Regions from separate parts of the Homo sapiens genome. Here region 2 is linked to region 1. A link is a contact called in ENCODE Hi-C or POLR2A ChIA-PET data. All regions are on one chromosome and are shown on one strand. The core of a region is the stretch at or near the end of the contact, and the rest is flanking DNA. Distances in the headings are between cores, read along the strand shown. Region 1 overlaps NFX1 (nuclear transcription factor, X-box binding 1). Region 2 has its middle 22 kb from the start of AQP7.

Region 1 (5,154 bases), core at 516-3,015:
GGAAGATTTTATGCCTGAGCAACTTAAAAGAATGGAATTGGCATTTACTGAAGTGTCAAAGCCTAGTAGAGAAAAAGGTGTTTGTCTGTAAAATGTTTCAGTTTGGAATAATTTCAGATTTATAGAAAAGTTGCAAAGATAGTTCAAAGAATTCCCATATATCTTTCACCCAACTTCCTCTAATGTTAACGTCTTACATAACCAGACTGCCTTTGTTAAAACTAAGAAATTAGCACTGGTATAATCATATTAACTAAACTACAGATGTTATTCAGATTTCACCAGTTTTTCTGCCAATGTCCTTTTTCTGTTTGAGGACCCAATCCAGGATACCACGTTGCATTTAGTCATGTCTCCTGAGTCTCCTACCATCTCTGACAGTTTCTTCATCTTTCCTTTTTGGAAAAGATGTTTCTGCTCTTGTTTTATTTACTTCTTATTCAGGGAAGATTTTTGTTTAATTTGGTTAAATTTCTGTAATCCCAGTACTTTGGGAAACCGAGTCAAGAGGATCACCTGAGCCCAGGAGTTCAAGACCATCCTGGGCAACAGAGGTAGACCCCATCTCTACAAAAACTAACAAAAAAATCAGCCAGGTATAGTGGCACACGCTTGTGGTCCCAGCTACTCAGGATGCTGAGGTGGGAGGATCGCTTGGGCCCAGGAGTTTGAAGATGCAGTGAGCCACGATCATGCCACTGCACTCGAGCCTAAACTTTGGTGACGCCTGTAACTTTCACAGAAAGAGGTTGTGGAACAGACTAAATATCACTCATTTATTCCTTTATCCATGAATTTAACAAATATTTAATGGAGCACCTAGTATATGCCAGACACTGGAAATACTACACTCAGCAAGGTAGACAAAACTCTCCCTTCTCCTGAGCTTTCAGTCTCAGGGTGTTCTCTATTTCTTTTGACATTAAACTGAACAATCAGAAAGTAAATCTTAGGAGAGCCAATATTATGGAATATTACAGTGTGCGCTTTTGAGTCAGATAGTTTGACAAGTTTGAATTTTGACTTTTAAATTTCTAGTTGTGTGACCTTGGATAAATGATCTAACTACATGAAGCCAGTTTCTTCATCTGTAAAATGGTACCTATGTTATAGCATTTTTTTTTTTTTTTTTTTTTTTTTTGAGACGGAGTCTCACTCTGGAGTGCAGTGGTGCAATCTCGGCTCACTGCAACCTCCGCCCCCGGGTTCAAGAGATTCTCCTGCCTCATCCTCCTTGGATTACTACTGGGATTACAGCCACACTCCACCACGCCCAGCTAATTTTTGTATTCTTAGTAGAGATGGGGTTTCACCATGTTGGCCAGGATGGTCTTGATCTCCCGACCTCATGATCTGCCCGCCTTGGCCTCCCAAAGTGCTGGTATTACAGGTGTAAGCCACCGTGTCCAACCTGTTACAGCCTTTTTGAGAGGACTAAATAATAATATGTAATGTGCTTGCAATGTTGTATTTAAGGTTAATTTTATTCTTTTAACTTATTTAGACCTGAAAGCAAATAACAATAATATTATGAAATAAATGCAGTGCTAAAAGTATGTACTCAAAAAAGCATATACACACACTCACACTCAGTTTTGAGAGTATCTGGCTGTATTGAAATCTAGAAAGACTTTGCTGCAATTGTGTTTGAGGAAAAAAATCTGGAAGTGGGTGAAGGTATTCAGGAATAGATCTGGGAGGATTATTCTGATACTACACACTGGTCTGTGTCACTGGACTTTGAGCTCCTGGAGCCAGGGACTGTAACACCACCATGGGGCTTATGGTAGGCACCAAGAATATCTTTGTTAAGTGAATGACTAAAGACTTTGAGGGCAACGGCTAGAGCCATCTCACCACTCATGGGTTGTTGGAACCTGCCCAGACTTGGGCTTCTTATAGCTGACACTACAGCTTCACGAGCCTCTTTCTAACCTAAATCCATGGATCTGATAGATTTAGAGGATCCTGGAAAATAGAAAATGCAAAGCAAGATCCTGTATTGCCCAGTGGATCCTCAGGCTATGTTACAAGGGGCATTTGGCTACTCTGCTGTTTTCCTGGGAATGTTTCCTTAATTGTGGGAATCCCCACCTGAGTGTCTCCTTCCTAAATCCTCTTCCTCAGCAAATTCCTGCCCCTTTTTGGCCTCAGTCTGAATAGCCAGCTGCCTTACCCAGAATCAGATATCCCTTAAAATCTCTGTGTTTGGATTCTTCTCTTGAGTGACTTGCTGATCCTTGGTTGATTAAAGTGAGGAATGGTTTTTTGTGTTTGAGTTAATCTTTTTTGTTATTTTGTTTTTTAAACAGGTTCTCTAATTGAACAACTAACAACAGAAAAATACGAGTGCATGGTGTGCTGTGAATTGGTTCGTGTCACGGCCCCAGTGTGGAGTTGTCAGAGCTGTTACCATGTGTTTCATTTGAACTGCATAAAGAAATGGGCAAGGTCTCCAGCATCTCAAGCAGGTCAATTAATTCTCTCTTCTGAGTAGTTATTCTCCCCTATTTGATACGTTTAAGTATTATTAAGCCCAGCTTTAAAAATACAGTTTAATTTCTCTTAACTACTTTTTCTGCAGGGAGAGTATGTTACCTTGATCATGTGTTTCATATGACCAGAATTAAGTTATAGATCTTAAATAAACCAGCTAAACAACAATATTAAAATATATTTTAAGATACGACAAAATCAGTCACTCTTATTGAAAATGATGGCTTTTACTTATTATTTTTTCTTTGACCTACTGATTTTATTTCCTGTGGATACATAAACAGAAGTGTGATTGCAGGATCATATGGTAATTCTATTTTTAATTTATCTTCTTCTCATTTTTGGCCAGGCATGATGGCTCACGCCTGTAATCCCAGCGCTTTGGGAGGCCAAGGCAGGCGGATCATCTGAAGTCAGAAGTTCAAGATTAGCCTGGCCAACATGGCAAAACTCCATCTCTACTAAAGATATAAAAATTAGCCAGGCGTGGTGGCGGGCACCTGTAATCCCAGCTACTCGGGAGGCTGAGGCACAAGAATTGCTTGAATCCAGGAGGTGGAGATTGCAGTGATCTGAGATTGCACCACTGCCCTCCAGCCTGGGTGACAGAGCAAGACCCTGTCTCAAACAAACAAAAAAACATTTTTTTTTCATTTTTAAATTTTTACTATGCATACGTAATAGTTTACATGTTTATGGGGTACACATGATATTTTGATACAAGCGTACAATGTGTAATGATCAAATCAGGGTAATTGGCATATGGGGATTCCAACACCTCAAATATTTATCATTTCTTTGTGTTAGGAGCATCCCATTTCTACTCTTCTAGTTATTTTGAAATATATAATAAATTGTTGTTAGCCATAGTGCTACTAAACACTAGATCTTATTCCTTCTATCTAACTGTATTTTTTTTTTTTTTTTTTTTTTGAGACAGAGTCTTACTCTGTTACCCAGGCTGGAGTCCAGTGGTGTGATCATGTCTCACTGCAGCCTTGAATTCCTGGACTCAAATGATCCTCCTGCCTCAGACTCCCAAGCAGCTGAGACTACAGGCACATGCCACCACATCCAGCTAATTTTTTTTTTTTTTGAGACGGTCTGCTGTGTTGCCCAGTCTTGTCTTGAACTCCCAGGCTCAAGCAATTCTGCATCAGCCTCCTAAAATGCTGGGATTAGACACATGAGCCACCATGCCTAGCTAGTGGTTTTTTTTTGTTTGTTTTTGTTTTTTTTTTGAGAGGGAGTCTCACTCTGTTGCCCAGGCTGGAGTGCAGTGGCACGATCTCGGCTCACTGCAGCCTCCACCTCCCAGGTTCAAGTGATTCTTCTGCCTCAGCCTCCTGAGTAGCTGGGATTACAGGCGCGCACCACCACGCCCAGCTAATTTTTGCATTTTTAGTAGAGATGATGTTTCATCATGTTAGCCAGGGTGGTCTCAATCTCCTGACCTTGTGATCCACCCACCTCTGCTTCACAAAGCGCTGGGATTATAGGCATGAGCCACCACACCTGGCCTTTTTTTTTTTTTTTTTTTAATGAACCCCATATTTAGTGGAAAATGCTGTATTCAAGCTAAGCAGTCAGTATTGTGAATTTGTTCCTTAAATGTCTGATATGCTTAACATTGAAATTATTACCACTACTTCAATATTGTGTCTTCCTATAGATTTAAATTTTTTTAATTACATGTAGCTTTTGGAAGAAAATTTATTTGGCCTACTCCCATTTTTCCTGACAGATGGCCAGAGTGGTTGGAGGTGCCCTGCCTGTCAGAATGTTTCTGCACATGTTCCTAATACCTACACTTGTTTCTGTGGTAAGTTTGTTTATATACACTGGAGTCTCTTTTACTACATACATTGTACCTCAGTTCAGGAAAGGTGGTCTGCGGGGCATGTTTTAGAAGTTACTAATGAGACTTCAAAGCTCTAGGAGTCTATAAGACTGTAATTATGTGGTCCATCACACAGCTAGAGCCACAGCCTTTGTGCTCCTGGCAAGCTGTTCTGGAGATGGCCAACCAGGCTCATGCTGCTTCTGGGCTGTAGTGCTTGTCTCCTTGGTCTTGAGACCAGGCCTGACCATGTAGCAGAGATAGGTGTGGACGTGGGCTTCATCTCACCCCCAGCAGTTACAGCTTTGATAGTCCAGATTTGAGCAGTATGAGTAAATAATAGTGTTTATTTTAATCCTGGAAATAAGTCATTGGTATTTATAATCAGATTTTTTATAAACCAGCATTATAAACTCTATCCTGGCATCTTCCCTCTTTATGGAATACTTCTTTCTGTTTTTGAATATCTCAGTTCCCCCAAGTATTAGGGGAAAACTTCTTGTAACCCAGATGCTCATTCTTGCTGCTAGCCCATTTCTGCATGTTTTTTTTCCTTTCCTGCCTTTTAATGACTAACTTCCCTCTAGTTGTTGATTTTTCAGATTTTGTTTCTTTACTGTCTGTCTCCCTCCCTGAAGCATTGCATTTTTGCTTCTGTCTTGTTGCCTCACTGAAACCGTATTCAGAAATTACCAATGGGCCGGGCTTAGTGGCTCACGCCTGTAATCCCAGCACTTTGGGAGGCCAAGGTAGGTGGATCACCTGAGATCAGGAGTTCGACACCAGCCTGGCCAACATGGTGAAACCCCGTCTCTACT
Region 2 (4,838 bases), core at 1,926-4,425, 120 kb after region 1:
GGGATCACAGCCGCGTGCCACCACTCCCGGCCAATTTTTTGTATTTAGTAGAGATGGGGTTTCACCATGTTGGTCAGGCTGGCCTCAAACTCCTGACCTCAGGTGATCCACCTGCCTCAACCTCTTAAAGTACTGGGATTACAGGCATGAGCTACCACGCCCAGCCCCTCGCTGTCGCCAAGGCTGGAGTGCAGTGGTGTGATCTCAGTTCACTTCAGCCTCCACCTCCTGGGTTCAAGCAATTTTTCTGCCTCAGCCCCCTGAGGAGCTGGGATTACAGTCACATGCCACCATGCCTGGCTAATTTTTGTAATTTTAGTAGAGACGAGGTTTCACCATGTTGGCCAGGCTGGTCTCGAACTTCCAACCTTAGGTGACCCACCCGCCTTGGCCTCCTAAAGTGCTGGGATTACAGGTGTGAGCCACCGCACCTGGCCATTTTTGCCTCTCTTTTTTTTATTATAAATGCATAGCTTTTATTCTAAATGTAATAATGCCTACCAAAGAAAATGCGAAAACTACAAGTAAAAACAAATTGCTCACAATTCAGAAATAACATAATGCCTATTAATGCTTTCACTTCTTTTCATCCATTAATCTTTCTAAGTGCTCTACTGACATAATTGAAAATAATTTCCCATAAGCCTGTTGGTATAATGCCCTTTTTAGCTAATGCCATGATGATAGATTATCAACTCCAGAAGTATTATTTTAATAACTAAGAGACAAACCATACTTTATTTAACTACCTTCTGTCACTGTCACTGAGTAGTTTGTTTCCAACTTTTAAATTTTTTATTTTTTTATTCATAAATATACATTTGTATTTCAGTGTTTCAATATTATAAATAACATTGGAATGATCTTTGGGCAAAGGCTTTGTCTGTCTCTGCAATTACTTTCCCAAGGATCATACTCAGAGATGAAATAGCTGAGGAAGGAATATGAGAAATATCCAGGTTTGTTTTAATTTTTAATCCTTTATATATTTACCTTTTTTTTTTTGAGACAGGGTCTTTGTTGCCTAGGCTGGAGTGCAGTGGCACGATCTTGGCTCACTGCAACCTCTGCCTCCCTGATTCAAGCAGTTCTCATACCTCAGCCTCCGGAGTAGCTGGGATTACAGGCATCCGCCACCACGCCTGGCTAATTTTCGTATTTTTTTGTAAAGACAGGGTTTTGTCTTGTTGGCCAGGCTGGTCTTGAATTCCTGACCTCAAGTGATCTGCCCGCCTCGGTCTCCCAAAGTGCTGGGATTACAGGTGTGAACTACCACCCTGCCTATATTTACCTCTTGAATCCATCGATTTTATGGCATGAGGTAAGAATCTAGTTTTTCGGCCGCCCCTACTGGGAGGTGAGGAGCCCCTCTGCCCAGCCAGCCGCCCCGTCCGGGAGGGAGGTGGGGGGGTCAGCCCCCCGCCCGGCCAGCCGCCCCGTCCGGGAGGGAGGTGGGGGGATCAGCCCCCCGCCTGGCCAGCCGCCCCGTCCGGGAGGTGAGGGGCGCCTCTGCCCGGCCGCCCCTACTGGGAAGTGAGGAGCCCCTCTGCCCGGCCAGCCGCCCCATCCGGGAGGGAGGCGGCGGGGGGGGTCGGCCAGCCGCCCCGTCCGGGAGGGGGGTGGAGGGGTCAGCCCCCCGCCCGGCCAGCCGCCCTATCCGGGAGGTGAGGGGCGCCTCTGCCCGGCCGCCCCTACTGGGAAGTGAGGAGCCCCTCTGCCTGGCCAGCCGCCCCGTCCGGGAGGGTGGTGGGGGGTCAGCCCCCCGCCCGGCCAGCCGCCCCATCCGGGAGGTGAGGGGCGCTTCTGCCCGGCCGCCCCTACTGGGAAGTGAGGAGCCCCTCTGCCCGGCCACGACCCCGTCTGGGAGGTGTGCCCAGCGGCTCATTGGGGATGGGCCATGATGACAATGGCGGTTTTGTGGAATAGAAAGGCGGGAAGGGTGGGGAAAAAATTGAGAAATCGGATGGTTGCCGGGTCTGTGTGGATAGAAGTAGACATGGGAGACTTTTCATTTTGTTCTGTACTAAGAAAAATTCTTCTGCCTTGGGATCCTGTTGATCTGTGACCTTATCCCCAACCCTGTGCTCTCTGAAACATGTGCTGTGTCCACTCAGGGTTGAATGGATTAAGGGCGGTGCAAGATGTGCTTTGTTGAACAGATGCTTGAAGGCAGCATGCTCGTTGAGAGTCATCACCACTCCCTAATCTTAAGTACCCAGGGACACAAACACTGCGGAAGGCAGCGGGGTCCTCTGCCTAGGAGAACCAGAGACCTTTGTTCGCTTGTTTGTCTGCTGACCTTCCCTCCACTATTGTCCTATGACCCTGCCAAATCCCCTTCTGCGAGAAACACCCAAGAATGATCAATTAAAAAAAAAAAAACAAAAAAACAAATATTTACGTATGATAATGAGAAGAACACTGTCCTAGATGGCTGAAATGCTAATAGTCTTTAATTCACTATTTTCTTATTCTGACTGTTGCAAAGATTTGTAGTTTTATTGATGATTCTCACTCATGTTCTAAAATAGGAGTTGGCAAACTATTGGCTGCCTGTGTTTATGAATAAAGTTTTCCTAGAACACAACAACAAAAAAAAAACAAACAAAAAAAAAAAAGAATCTAGTTTTTGCTTTCCAGAGGTGAGAAGAAGGGGTCTTCTTCAGGAACCCCGAGCCCCATCCTCTTAGCCCTCAGTTTATGTTTTTTTTTTATTCTTTATTTTTTTGATTCTTTTTTTTTTTTTTTTGAGACGGAGTATCGCTGTGTCGCCCAGGCTGGAGTGCAGTGGCCCGATCTTGGCTCACTGCAACCTCCACCTCCTGGGTTCACGCCATTCTCCTGCCTCAGCCTCCTGAGTAGCTGGGACTACAGGCGTCCACCACCACGCCCGGCTAATTTTTTGTATTTTTAGTAGAGACAGGGTTTCACTGTGTTAGCCAGGATGGTCTCTATCTCCTGACCTCATGATCCGCCCGCCTCGGCCTCCTGAAGTGCTGGGATTACAGGTGTGAGCCACGGCGCCCGGCCTTCCCTCAGTTTCTTGAAACTCCCTTGGAGAACAGAAGATGAAATACAGAGTTGACATGTCATGCCCAGATTCCCTTTTCCCTAATTACAAGAAAGTGTTTTCCCTGTTCCGTGAGTAACTAACTGCCTTTCTCTAAGTGGCCTCACTCTGATGAGTAACTGAAAATGCACTTCTCTGTTTGAACTTTGTCAGAAGTGTCCGTGCCAAAAAGCTTTGAAATGCTCAAAAGTACATAAAATAGAAAGGGACCGCAAACATAAAACAGGAAACAAACAAGTTAATCAAGTGCTTAGCATAGTGCCCAGCACATATTAAGGACTTGGTAAATGGTATTTATTAACTCAACAGACATTTATGGATTTCCTACTGGAAGTCAGGCACTATGGGGACTTGGCAGTGACCAAAACATAGTTACTGCCCTCCCACAGCGTCCTGCCTGGTGGGCAAGACAGCCTTAAACACATGATTACACGAATGGTGGTTAGTTATAAGTGTTAAGTGTCAAGGTACTGGGGGGCTATCACATCAGGATAAGGGGACACTGATGAATTATAAGGTTACACTGGGGTCGGGCATGGTGGTTCACGCCTGGAATCCCAGCACTTTTGGAAGCCAAGGAGGGCAGATCACCTGAGGTCAGGAGTTTGAGACGAGCCTGGCCAACATGGTGATACCCCGTCTCTACTAAAAATACAAAATTAGCCGGGCATGGTGGTGCATGCCTGTAATCCCAGCTACTCGGGAGGCTGAGGCAGGAGAATCACTTGAACCTGAGAGGTGGAGGTTGCAGTGAGCTGAGATTGGGCCATTGCACTCCAGCCTAGGTGACAGAGCGACGCTCCGTCTCAAAAAAAAAAAACAAAAACACAGTTGGGGTACGGTGGCTCACACCTGTAATCCCAGCACTTTGGGAGGCCGAGGTGGGCAGATCACCTGAGGTCAGGAGTTCGACACCAGCCTGGCCAACATGGTGAAACCCCGTCTCTACTAAAAATACAAAAAAATTAGCTGGGCATGGTGGTGCACACCTGTAATCCCAGCTACTTGGGAGGCTGAGGCAGGAGAATCACTTGAACCCGGGAGGCAGAGGTTGCAGTGAGCCAAGATCTCGCCATTGCACTGCAGCCTGGGGGACAGAGTGAGGCTCTGTCTCAAAAAAAAGGGGATATATTGGGGAATTCTAAAAAGGAAAATAATTGTCATGTTAATAAATGGAGATTTTAGGGCCAGGCTGGGCAGAGGCAACTGCCAGTTGTCATGAGTGCATGCAGAGAAGATTCAGGGCTTCCTGGAAAAGGCTTCTACCTGGTATTTATTTAATACCCTGGGAATAAGTGCCTAGGCCCAAGGCCTAGCCCACCTAGAGGTCAAAATGAAGCATCGCTTGCCAGGGCAGACGGCAAAGCTAAGTGTAGCAAATCCAGGTCAGGAAGCCCAGAGGAGGCCAGAGGCTGGAAAGGCAGGGGCAAAGTCTCAAATGTGGGCACATGTTGAGCATGTCAAAGAGAAAGACACCAAGGGGACCTCAGTGAGGGGCTTGAGATCAGAGGATGTGGATGATGATCGGGAGGAGGCAGAGGTAGGGCAGTAGTGGTTGACTAACAAAGGGGCAGCAGGAGGGTGGTGACAGTCCAGAAGACTTAGAGATGATGGGGACTGAGATAGGTGGTAAGAGCGGGAGACTATGTTGGGGCTGTGGCAGCAAAGGTGACAAGGTGACAGGGTCGGGTGGGGACAGTCAAGGTGACAGGAGAGATGGGAATGAACTAGCAAGTGACAGGTTGGGTTGGAGGTGGTTGACAAAGGG

The links. A loop is a pair of places that touch in the nucleus more often than their neighbours do. ChIA-PET counts read pairs that join two places held with the same protein, here RNA polymerase II (POLR2A). Pooled maps may share reads with other maps.
Region 2: POLR2A ChIA-PET joins it to region 1 with 20 read pairs in activated CD4-positive, alpha-beta T cell. The contact joins two enhancer-like sites. A Hi-C loop is called at or near these places in 4 of 168 maps with a recorded cell type or tissue (CD4-positive, alpha-beta T cell, CD4-positive, alpha-beta memory T cell, naive thymus-derived CD4-positive, alpha-beta T cell and 1 more) and 6 of 50 pooled maps. POLR2A ChIA-PET finds 5 or more read pairs at or near these places in 21 of 52 experiments (AG04450, CD4-positive, alpha-beta T cell, CD4-positive, alpha-beta memory T cell and 16 more).

What each region holds. Positions count from the first base shown.
Region 1 is chr9:33,298,951-33,304,104 of GRCh38, forward strand. It overlaps NFX1 (nuclear transcription factor, X-box binding 1), which reads left to right. Exons shown (of 24, transcript NM_002504.6): 3 at 2,313-2,471; 4 at 4,241-4,318. Among named protein-coding and RNA genes, the nearest start is that of NFX1, 11 kb to the left of the region's middle. Within about 2 kb of position 1,766, at least 3 of the 41 ENCODE cell types and tissues checked have a DNase peak (open chromatin) inside an H3K27ac peak, as active enhancers do.
Region 2 is chr9:33,422,041-33,426,878 of GRCh38, forward strand. No RefSeq gene overlaps it. Among named protein-coding and RNA genes, the nearest start is that of AQP7, 22 kb to the left of the region's middle. Within about 2 kb of position 3,176, at least 2 of the 41 ENCODE cell types and tissues checked have a DNase peak (open chromatin) inside an H3K27ac peak, as active enhancers do.